Linked DNA regions of Homo sapiens: region 1 is linked to region 2. The links are chromatin loops, found by intact Hi-C in ENCODE. Cell type or tissue: A673. All regions are shown on one strand. Links, peaks and the distances in the headings refer to the core of each region. The heading gives the core; the rest is flanking DNA. Region 1 overlaps LOC105377343 (a long non-coding RNA gene). Region 2 has its middle 87 kb from the start of TSPAN5-DT.

Region 1 (5,375 bases), core at 112-5,111, 100 kb before region 2:
CTCCTGCCTCAGACGCCCGAGTAGCTGGGACTACAGGCGCCCGTTACCATGCCCAGCTAATTTTTGTGTTTTTAGTAGAGGTGGGGTTTCACCACGTTGGCCAGGCTGGTCTCAAACTCCTGACCTCAGGTGATCCACCTGCCTCAGCCTCCCAAAGTGTTGGGATTACAGGCATGAGCCACTGCTCCTGGCTAATGAATTGAGAAAATTTACATCTAAATCAGTGGTTCTCAACTGGGAGCAATTTTTGAACCCTAGGGGACATTTGGCAATGTCTGGAGTACTTCTGTTTTTTTGTTGTTATTGTTGTTGTTTGTTTTGTTTTTTTGGTCACAATTGGGATGAGGGGAAAGTGGGGAGGAAGGTGTGACTAGCATCTTGTAGGGAGAGGCCAAGAATGCTGCTAACCATCCCACAATGCACCAAACAGCACCCCTCACCACCAAGAATTATCCAGCCTCAAATGTCATAGTGCTGAAGTCAAGAAACCCCGATCTAGATGATTACATCTTTCTCTAAATGATCTGCTGGCAAATAACCCACCCACTTAATTCTGCTATGGGATTTGCAAAATAAAGAGAACAGACAGCACGTGTCTTGATGAGGGAATATGGTGCAGGAGTGGGGAGGTAGGATTTAAATATTAAGATAAACCACATGCAGTTTACCAGAAAATAAAATCAAGAATGCAAGGAAGAAATGGTGGTAATGTGAACTCTGGGGTCCACAGCAGCTCTCCCATGGAGGTTGGAGAAAAGGCTGACAAACCCACTCTCACTTCTATGTGAAACCATTCTTTCCTGATTTGCAATTGTAGCATTGGTTATGTGGAAGGGGAGGAGATATGCCACCCTACTCTGAAACTTTCCAGGGGGAATGGTATTTCCGGTAGCTGTAATTTGAAGCTAGTGTTTACATAAAAGTCTCAGTGACCACTCTCCATCAGGCCCTAGTATCTTTCTTGCTCTTCTCCCTTCACCCTCTTGTACTGATTCTTTTCCTCTCCCAGAGTTTAGAATCCTGGGTTTTGGGAACCACTCATGCTTTGCTCTCTATTGGGTCATTTCTATTAGTATACAAATATTTGTTTATCGCTACCGTCTTAAAAAATAAAACCTTTCCTTAAATCATTTCTGTTTTTTTTTTCTGCAAAACTTAAAAAGGTTGTGTTTCCTTGTTGTATCCAATTTAATTCTTCCAATTTTTGCCTGAAGTCACTTCAATAAGTCTTAGCTTACCTTCTAACTAGTCTTCCTACTTCTATCCTTCCTTCTCTGTTATATTCTCAGCACAGCCAGAATGATCCTTTAAAATGATCCTTTAAAAACGCAATATGCATGCTCAAAACGCTGTAATAGCTCCTCATTTCGCATAATAAAAGCCAAAGTTTTTCATATCCCAAAGACTCTATGTGCTCTGACACTCTTTACCTCTTTTTTTCCCTATCACCTAGTAATCTCCTCCTTGGTCATTCCACACCAGCCATTCTGTTCTCCTTGACGTTTCTAGAGTATTCCAGTCTCAAGGCTTTTCCATTTTTTCCTCTGCTTAGAGCCTCTTTCCTCCAGATATCCATATGGCATATTCCCACTCCTCCTCAAGTCATTGCTCATCAAGCTCTACCTTGACTCTAACTCCTCAAATTGTAAAAACTCCATGTTGTTTCCCAGTCTTCCTCACCCAGTTCTGTTTTCTTCACAACAATCATCCACTTCTTTTCTTTTCTTTTCTTCTTTCTTTCTTTCTTTTCTTTCTTTCTTTCTTTCTTTTTCTTGTTCTTTCTTTCTCTTTCTTTCTTTTTCTTGTTCTTCTTTCTCTTTCTCTCTTTCTCTTTCTTTCTCTTTCTTTCTTTATCCTTCCTCCCTCCCCTCCTTCCTTCCTTCCTCCCTCCCCTCCTCTCCCTTCCCTCCCTTCCTTCCTTTCTTCTTTCCTTCCTTCCTTCCTCCCTTCTTTCCTTCCTCCCTTCTTTCCTTCCTTCCTTCCTTCCTTCCTTCCTTCCTTCCTTCCTTCCTTCCTTCCTTCCTTCCTGCCTTCCTCCCTCCGTCCCTCCCTCCTTCCCTCCTTCTTTCTTTTTTGAGAAGGGTCCCACTCTGTCACCCAGGCTGGAGTGCAATAGCACAATCATGGCTCACTGCAGTCTGGAACTCCTGGGCTCAAGTGATCCTCTGACCTCAGCCTCCCAGGTAGCTAGAACTACAGGTGCCCTCAACTTCTAAGTTGTTCATTCCTTCAATATTTTTTGATTACCTACTGTGTGCCAGGCATAGTACTAGTTTCTGGGGATAAATCAGTGAACAAAATAGACAAAAATATCTGCCTTCACTGAGTTTATATTCCAGAGGAGGGAGACAAATCAACATAATAAGGAAATCATATTTTTTTTTTAAGTAGAAGAATAAATTGTCAGTGGCTCCTCAACTTGTGAGATGCAATTAAAACACTATTTAGAGGAAACTTTACATTAGAAAATAAAAAGGCTGAAAGCTAATAAGCTAAGCATTCATTTTAATGCTTAAAGTTAGAAAAGAAGTAAAAAGAAAGGAGTGTTAAAGATAAGAGAATTAAAACAAATTTACAGCTCAGGAAAAGCATGGTAAAAAGATAGGAGAATGAATGAAACAGAAAACAAATCTACAAAAGCAAGGACCAACCAAACTAAAAGTGGGTTCCTTGTAAACATTAATACATTTGATTAAGTTGTTCAGTCTGATCAAGAAAGAAAGCAAAACGAAATACCCAAGATCAGGAATTTAAAGAAAAATGTCACTTCAGATTCTACAAACACTCAAAAGATAACAAACTTTTTTTTTTATAACTTTATGCCAATACATTTGAAAGTTTGATTTAAAGGGACAAATTTCAACAAAAATGCAACTCACTAAACCTATGAAAGAAAGAGGAATAAAATCATATTACTATTAAAGCAACTGAATTAATAATTAAAAACCTATCACACACATACAAAAGTATCCAGGCCCAGATGGCATCAACTACAAGTTCTGCCAAACATTTAGGCAGAAATTATCTCAATCTTGTAAACTCTTCCAGAGAATAGATAAGAGGAAAACTTCCCACATCATTTTATAAGTCTAGCAAAATCCTGATACAAAAATCCAACAAGGACAAAATGAGAAAAGAAAAATAAAGGCCGATTTTATTTGTGAACATGGATGCAAACATGCTAAATAAAATCATTTCTTTTTTTTTTTTTTGAGATGGAGTTTTCGCTCTTGTCGCCCAGGCTGGAGTGCAATGGTGCGATTTCGGCTCACCGCAACTTCTGCCTCCTGGGTTCAAGCGATTCTCCTGCCTCAGCCTCCCGAGTAACTGGGATTACAGGCATGCGCCTCCACACCCGGCTAATTTTGTATTTTTAGTAGAGACGGGGTTTCTCCATGTTGGTCGGGCTGGTCTCGAACTCCTGACCTCAGGTGATCCACCCGCCTCGGCCTCCCAAAGTGCTAGGATTACAGGTGTGAGCCACCGCGCCTGGCCAAATAAAATAATTTCAAAACAAATTCAGCAATACATTAAAAAATAATGTATCATGACTGGCTGCTCTGCCTGTGGAGTAGCCATTCTTTAATTTACTTTCTTAATAAACTTGCTTTCAATTTACTCTACTGATTTGCCTCAAATTCTTTCTTACATGAGATCCAAGAACCCTCTCTTTGGGGTCTGGATTGGGACCCCTTTCCAATAACATTTTCCTTGCAAACCCCAAAGGGACTATACTGAGGAGACCCCCAACCCAAAGGAAATAGACTACAACACTGATTGGCTGACTTTGGGTAAGTGGTAGGGTATCCCGGTAAAGGATGGGATTGGGTTAGAGGCCCAACTTAGGAGAGTTAAAGTCTCTCCTAAGACAGAGTAGGTTAAAGGTGCCTCTTAAAAGGCAGGACACTTGACTGCACTTGCCTTCAAGGCCTGACTTAGGAAGGTTAGAGTCCTTCCTAAGATTTAGAGGGTTAGAGATCCCTCTCAGTAAAGTACCTCAGCTAAGAACGGATTTGGCACTACAGGATGTTAATTGCTATTCTTTTTGGATTAATCTGCCTTGCACTCTTTGCTGATGGCTGTGGGTGACAGGATTAGGCATGTACAGGATCATGGGACATGGGGAACTTTTTTTCTCCCCAAAGAGGGAATCTCAAGAGCTGATGGGACTGCTGGAAAAGATTCCTTCACTACCAACAAGCAGCTGCCTGAACTTTTGATTCAGTGTCACTGTAATGGGTGTGTCTTTCTCTGGCTTCCCTGAACTCCTTGCCTTCCCCACTCTGCTGCAGGCAATGCTTTTCTCCCTTCCTTTCCTTTCTCTTTTCTATCTTTTCTGTTATTCAGGGCAATTGTCCACTGTTTCATCCTGCCCAGAGACCACATGTTGAAAAGTGTTCTTGGGAGCTTGACCTTGTAACCACGTGGCAGTACTTCCTCTTGGTCTCTGGCTTCCATAGAACAGGGATTTTGGGGCTCCTGTCATAGTTAGCCCTAAAAATTATTTTGAACAGTTAAAAGCCTTTGCAAGCTCATAATTGGCTGCTCTGGACTCCTTCTGGGTCGGGCAATGGAAACTGCCCAATGTTGTAGCTCAGCAGCTAAGGCTTTGCCATTTTACAGTGGCAGGTTCAATCCTGATTTAGGGTATGCGTACTTTCTGGTTGATATTTGAGTGACGTTTGACATTTTTTTATTCTCTTCCCCTCCATGAACCATCTTGAATTTTCTTTGAGCACCTGGGAGGTACCTTTGGTAAAGTTCAAAAGTCAGAAATATTGGTGGTTTGGCATGGCTAAAGTCAGGTAATAAGAGATTTAAAACGACCTTTTTTTTTTTTTTTTTATAAGAGCGCTATGGTTAAAAGTCAGCTTGATTAAAAGCAGATATTCAAGCTCTTATAGCCTGAGACTTCTTGGGAAGAACTGAGGAGGCACAAGATCATGTTTTGGGAAAAACCTGTTTTGGGGAAAATTTTCCTCACGGAACCCCAGGAATTGAAAGTGGATAGATCCCTCTCAAAATCTAAGGTTCTGTTCTGTTCCACCTGCCTCAGCCTCCCAAAGTGCTGGGATTACAGGTCTGAGCCACCATGACCAACTTCTTTGACTCTTGAAAATTTTCCGTTTAACTACTTTGGAGCATTAGATTCTAGATAAGGCATGGGCACATCTGGAGTCAGCCATGCCCCTAGCTATGCTGGAAAGAGGCAGACCTTATCTGCACTTCTGTCTGATGTCCTAGGCTCCACATCTAGTAAATAATTAAAATTCCTTAGTTCTCAGGTTTTTTTTTCGTCCAAAAATAATTGTTTCTAAGAGTTAACATTATAACATATAATTGAGGCTATTGAAGAAACAGTTTTACACGCTAGG
Region 2 (5,375 bases), core at 135-5,134:
ATGATGGCAGAGCAGATGAGGTACCTGCTCTGTATATTCACATACCCCCTGTAATCTCTCCAGTTTTATGCCAGAGCCCTTAGTGTTTTCCCTAAAAAGCTAAGGTTGTTTTTTTCTTTGCATCTCTACTCTTTCTATCCAGTCTCCACTGGAGCAAATGTAAGCACCATGTCTCTGGGCCTGATGAGAGTGGTCAAGGGGATGAACATCGGCTACCACATTACTATCTGCTGCCTACACTTTACTCACTAGATTTTGTGCTCTTTCCGCCTTTTTTTTTTGTGGTAAACATAATATGTTTTCAGCTGATTATTGCTTATTCATGAACATAGATCCTTTGTGGTTTGCAATACAGTCATTAAGATCGTTGTACTGTTCGGCTCCCTTGCAGTCACAGGAATGAATTTCATGCTGAAATAGGACCATGAGCCCAAGTGCTGGCTGAGGCCCACTGGGCTGGGCCTTCTGGCTTGCCACTTAAAAAAGGCTTGCTATGGCAAGGGTTTTAAGCTACCCGCCTGGTCTCCCCACAGTCCTTCCCTACTTCCTTGTTCTAGTCACTTTACAATTGCTCCCTCCGGAGCTTGGCTACTTTCCCTAAGGCTTTTTCAAAGGGCCTCTTATGTGCACATCCTCCTATCTTTTCACGCTGAGGATTACTTCAAAGGCTCAGCAGCCATGGGAAGGGAAGAATGACAATAAAATAAATCCCAACTGCAGAAAGGTTTGCTTTGGCAACTGCTTGATTGTTCTGTAGGTGGGGAGGTGCCTGCTCTGACCTCTGCAGCTCACTGGTCCTCACAGCTCATTACAGATGTTTTCCTTTGGTCTGGTTTCTTACTGTCCCTTCTGAGGCTCTGAGCCCCTACTTCTAGCAGGCTTATGTAAATTTCCCCAGGCCTCAGCTGCTCCTTCTTCCATTGATCCCTTTATCTGTTGCCAAGACTGATTCTCCTAATCTTGCTCTGAGCCTCCGTGTTTCCACTCAGGAGGGGAAAGTCTCAAACACTCTGAAGGTGGGGCACTCTGCTATTTTGCGCTGCAATTTATTTCAAGGTCACTGGGCAGGACTAGAGTGAGTGACCGGAAGACTGGCCTATCAGAGAACCGGCCTATCAGAGAGCCTGCCCATCCAGAGTGCTCAGAAAACACTTGTGGGCCTCAGTCTAAATCCTGAAACCCTACCTCCAGTATTGTTGCTTTGTGCAGGGGTTGCCAATTAAAAATAAAAAATAAAACGTTGTGTGAACCAAACCAATCACTGGCTGAATTCACCTGACTGATCCCCAGTTTAGGACCCTGGAAGACTTGCCTGAACTGGGAATCCTTAATTCTTTTTAAATAATGAGGGCCTTCTCTTGTAGTGTTTTTTTGCTTTTGAAAAAGCCTGAGTCATAAAGTCCAGGAATCTGGCCCCACAGCTGCCAGGATAAATGTCTGCTTAGACATCCACGGGGATGTCTGTCCTTCAGTTGAACATGGAGGTCTGGCTAAGTGAAATATTAAATCCTTCTCTTGACGAAATAGGGCCCAGAAAGCCTCCTTCTTTCGTTGCAGACCAGGCAGGTCCCTACTGACTGGATGGCTCTTTTGCTGCTACTACTATCAAGTGAATCCAGTGGATAGGGAGGTGAAAAGGCAGGACACCCATTGATCTTTTTGGTTCTTTCCAGAGGTTCCATATCCTTGGCTTGCCTCTCATGGCTGCTGCCTTTCCCTTCCCCACTGACTCACCCACACCATGAAATGTCAGTGCAGCTGGACAAACACAGAGTGCCCAAGTTAAAGCACTAAAGACCTTTCCTGGGGCCTCAAGCATGTTGATGATGAGAGATTGTTTCTTAAAAGAAAACAGTCCCACAGAGCCTATGCCACCTGCTATCAGACACTTCCTGCCTGTGTGATATAATTTGAGAGTTGGGCTGGGCACGGTGACTCATGCCTATAATCCCAACACTTTGGGAGGCTGAGGTAGGAGGATCATTTCAGCCCAGGAGACCAGCCTAGGTAACAAAGCAAGACCCTGTCTCTACCAAAAAAAAAAAAAAAAAAAAAATTAGCCAGGCACAGTGGCAGGTGGCAGGAGGTTGAGGAGGAAGGATTGCGGGAGCCCAGTAGTTTGAGGTACCTGTGAGCCATAATGGTGCCATTGCACTCCAGCCTGGGTGACAGAACAATACCCCAACTTGAAAAAGAAACAAAATTTAAAAAATTGAAAGCAATCTTTTATGATGCATTCTCTAAATTGCTCTGAATTCTTTAGGAGGTAAATTATTTTAGTTTTGTGTTTTGTTTGCACTAAGCTAACTTAAAAAGTACTAGGACAACAAATGACCCATGTGAAATTCTGTCCATGCAATATTAGATCAAGACATGGACTAATATGGCAATTTCCAGGAGTCCTGATCGTGTGTGTGCATGCGTGCACGCAAGCGCACTAAGAACTCATTGGAAATATAATGAGAGGTGAAAATTACACTCACCAAATTCCTTTCAGGGAAAGTACTGCATGTGGTTCAAAGAAATAAAGCTCTTATACAGCCACTTGGATTGAGAATTAGAACCTCTAAGAGGCACCCTTGAATAAAAATAGTTGGTCAACTAACTACGGTCTAAGGAAGATGAGTGCAATTAACACTAAGCTTTTGTTTCCCTTAGTGAGGTGCAGCCAAGGCAGGATTGCTGGGTCAACAGAGGAGATGCTGAGTCCTGGCATCCATGTCCTCCTGCTCCACCCATCTGCCCGAACATTTTGTCATCTCCCGCAAACATTAAGCTGAAAATCCTAGAATATTTTTAAAATATTAATTTGAAACAGTGTCAAAATGTTAGCTTGCCAAGGAGCTCGCACATGTTGGCTGAGACCCTGGACCTCAGGAGTCTGACCTCTTGGAGATTTGACTGGTTAATATCATGGAGGCAGCACTGCTCATCTGGAGAGTTTTTAAAACTAGGTGATTTGAGTGTGTCCTGGTTCCAGAGCGCCCTCTTGGGGAGTGGATAGTAGATTGGGAGATCTCAGAGAACATATGCTTTAGGGATAAAAGAGGAAACAGGACATATGTGCAGTTACTCAGTCAATCTTTACAGGTCATTGCATCTAATGGTACTAAACACCCTAGTTCTATTACCCCCGGTGTAAAAGTAGGTAGCTGGGCAGACATGAGCAGGGTAGGAGAGGTCCCCACAAGGAATGTCAGGTGACCATCAGGTGATGCTCAAGTTGTTGTTAACTGTCACTCTAAAATAATAATTGGACACAGCTGGCACCAGAGAAAGGCAGGCTCCCATTAGATAGAAAACACCTGAAGTGGGTGATCAGCGGCTTCCTGATAAGATCTCAGGAGCTGAGTAAGTGGACTCAAGCATGTGCCCTAAAAGGCAAAATGGTGGTGTTTAACTGGTATATGAACTTCTTCTAAGAATATTCGGCTGGTGTATTAGTCTGTTGTCATGCTTCTATGAATTATACCCAAGACTGGGTAATTTATAAACAAAAGGGATTTAAGTGACTCACAGTTCCACATGGCTGGGGAGGCCTCAGGAAACTTACAATCATGCCAGAAGGGGAAGCAAACACATCCTTCTTCACAGGGTAGCAGGAATCAGAAGTGCTGGCAGGGGAAAGCCAGATGCTTATAAAACCATCGGATCTCATGAGAAGTCACTATCATGAGAACAGCATGGGTAACCACCCCCATAATTCAATTACCTCCCACTGGGTCCCTCCCATGACACATGGGGATTATGGGAACAACAATTCAAGATGAGATTTGGGTGGGGACACAGCCAAACCATATGAACTGGTAAGGGAAAAACACCTCAAATGAACATGCACAAAACTTTGGTAAGCACACTGCACATGTAGCCCCTCCTAAGTCCTGGCAGGCCACCACATGCAGACAGCCTGCCCCAAGGAAAAAATCAAGGGAGAGACACAAACCCTGGAACCATGCCAATGTATAAACCTCCAAGTGAAGGGCTGAAAGTGCACTTGGATCTTTCAAGTTGCCTGCTTGGCCCTCTTCCAAGTATACTTTACTTCCTTTGGTTCCTGCTCTAAAACTTGCTTTGGTCTCTCAATCTGCCTTATGCCTCTCCAGTGAATTCTTTCCTCTGAGGAGCCAAGAATCGAGTTGCTGCAAACCCATACGGATTCACTGCTGCTAACACTGGCACCATCTCATTCTCACCAAGACCCATCTGAGATGAGTTGACTCCACATAAAGAGTCTCTGGGCCCCACACCTGAAGCTCCCACCAGTAGGAATTAGGAAGGCAGGTAGCTGTACTATAGGTAAATGGACGAGGTGGAGGAGAAAGGGCCTGCAGAATGAAATGACTTTTCAGAGATTCTGGAGAGGCATCTGGGCCATGGGTAAGGCCATCTGCAGAGAGGCTGAATATGATGGACCTCCTCTGTACCCAGAAGCTATGGTCTGAACATTTGTGTTCTCTCACCCACAATCTATTATTGAAACCTAATCACCAAAGCAATAATATTAAGAGGTGAGGGCTTTAGGAGGTGATTAGGTCATGAGGGCAGAGCCACATGAATGGGATTAGTGCTCTTATAAGAGAGGCTAGAGGGAACTTATTCTGCCCCTTCTGCCACGTGAAGACACAGCTGGAATGCATCATCTATAAGGAAGGGGCCCTCACAGGACACCGAATCCGCTGGAGTCTTGGTCTCAGAATTCTCAGCCTTCAGAACTGTGAGCAATAAGTTTCTACTGTTTATAAATGACTAGTCTAAGGTATTTTTGTTAGAGGAGCCCTAATGGAAGAAGATAGAGCTATTTGGTTGAAGTCTCTTGACCTAGAATGTAGCCATAAAAGAGCCACAAAAATCTCTTTAGGTCAAATTCATGTATTCTGCCCCATGTGGTTTGCCATCCCAAGCACCTAGCTCTACCCTGTAAGTCATTATTTATGTGCCCATCTTCTCTATTAACATGGGTTCTCATTTTGTTTGCCCTGTCTTTCCAGGAAAGGATAAGCTTCTTCCTTAAGTCTCGGGCTCAGAGTAGAGCTCCATGCACAGAGAGGGCTCAGGGAATGCTAGAAGCCTATGTTTACAACAAACTTGGTCTTGCAACTTCTTCTTCTCTACAGCTTATCCCAGGTCCCTTCCGCAGTGGAAGACCCTTTCGGGCTTTACTTGAAGTTTTCACTAAAATGAAAAGCAAATGTGGTTTATTACAATTGGTCTTTGTTTAGGCAAAATGAAGTATATTTTACCCTAATTAAAATGTTAAAATGGAAAATTTGGAGTCAACCTTAGACACTTTTAAAATAAGGGACTGTGCCTGTCCATGTGCCTGTGTGTGTGTGTGTGTGTGTGCTTGGTCCTCACTTAATGTCTCTAGTTGCTCA

The links. A loop is a pair of places that touch in the nucleus more often than their neighbours do. Peaks named below come from ENCODE experiments on the same cell type or tissue, not always from the same donor. Only the 100,000 strongest peaks of a DNase experiment are listed, where the experiment ranks them.
Region 1: a loop joins it to region 2, with 3 times the contacts of the local background. A loop is called at or near these places in 1 of 110 quality-filtered maps.

What each region holds. Positions count from the first base shown.
Region 1 is chr4:98,847,535-98,852,909 of GRCh38, reverse strand. The region is part of intron 1 of LOC105377343 (a long non-coding RNA gene); the gene reads left to right. Among named protein-coding and RNA genes, the nearest start is that of EIF4E, 79 kb to the left of the region's middle. In A673, for the core only: CTCF peaks have their summits at 2,154 and 2,354; DNase peaks (open chromatin) are centred at 879 and 2,209; H3K27ac peaks cover 2,856 bases.
Region 2 is chr4:98,743,178-98,748,552 of GRCh38, reverse strand. No RefSeq gene overlaps it. Among named protein-coding and RNA genes, the nearest start is that of TSPAN5-DT, 87 kb to the right of the region's middle. RefSeq lists enhancers at 1-547, 548-1,098. In A673, for the core only: a CTCF peak has its summit at 2,988 (motif pointing left); DNase peaks (open chromatin) are centred at 592 and 2,982; H3K27ac peaks cover 1,992 bases.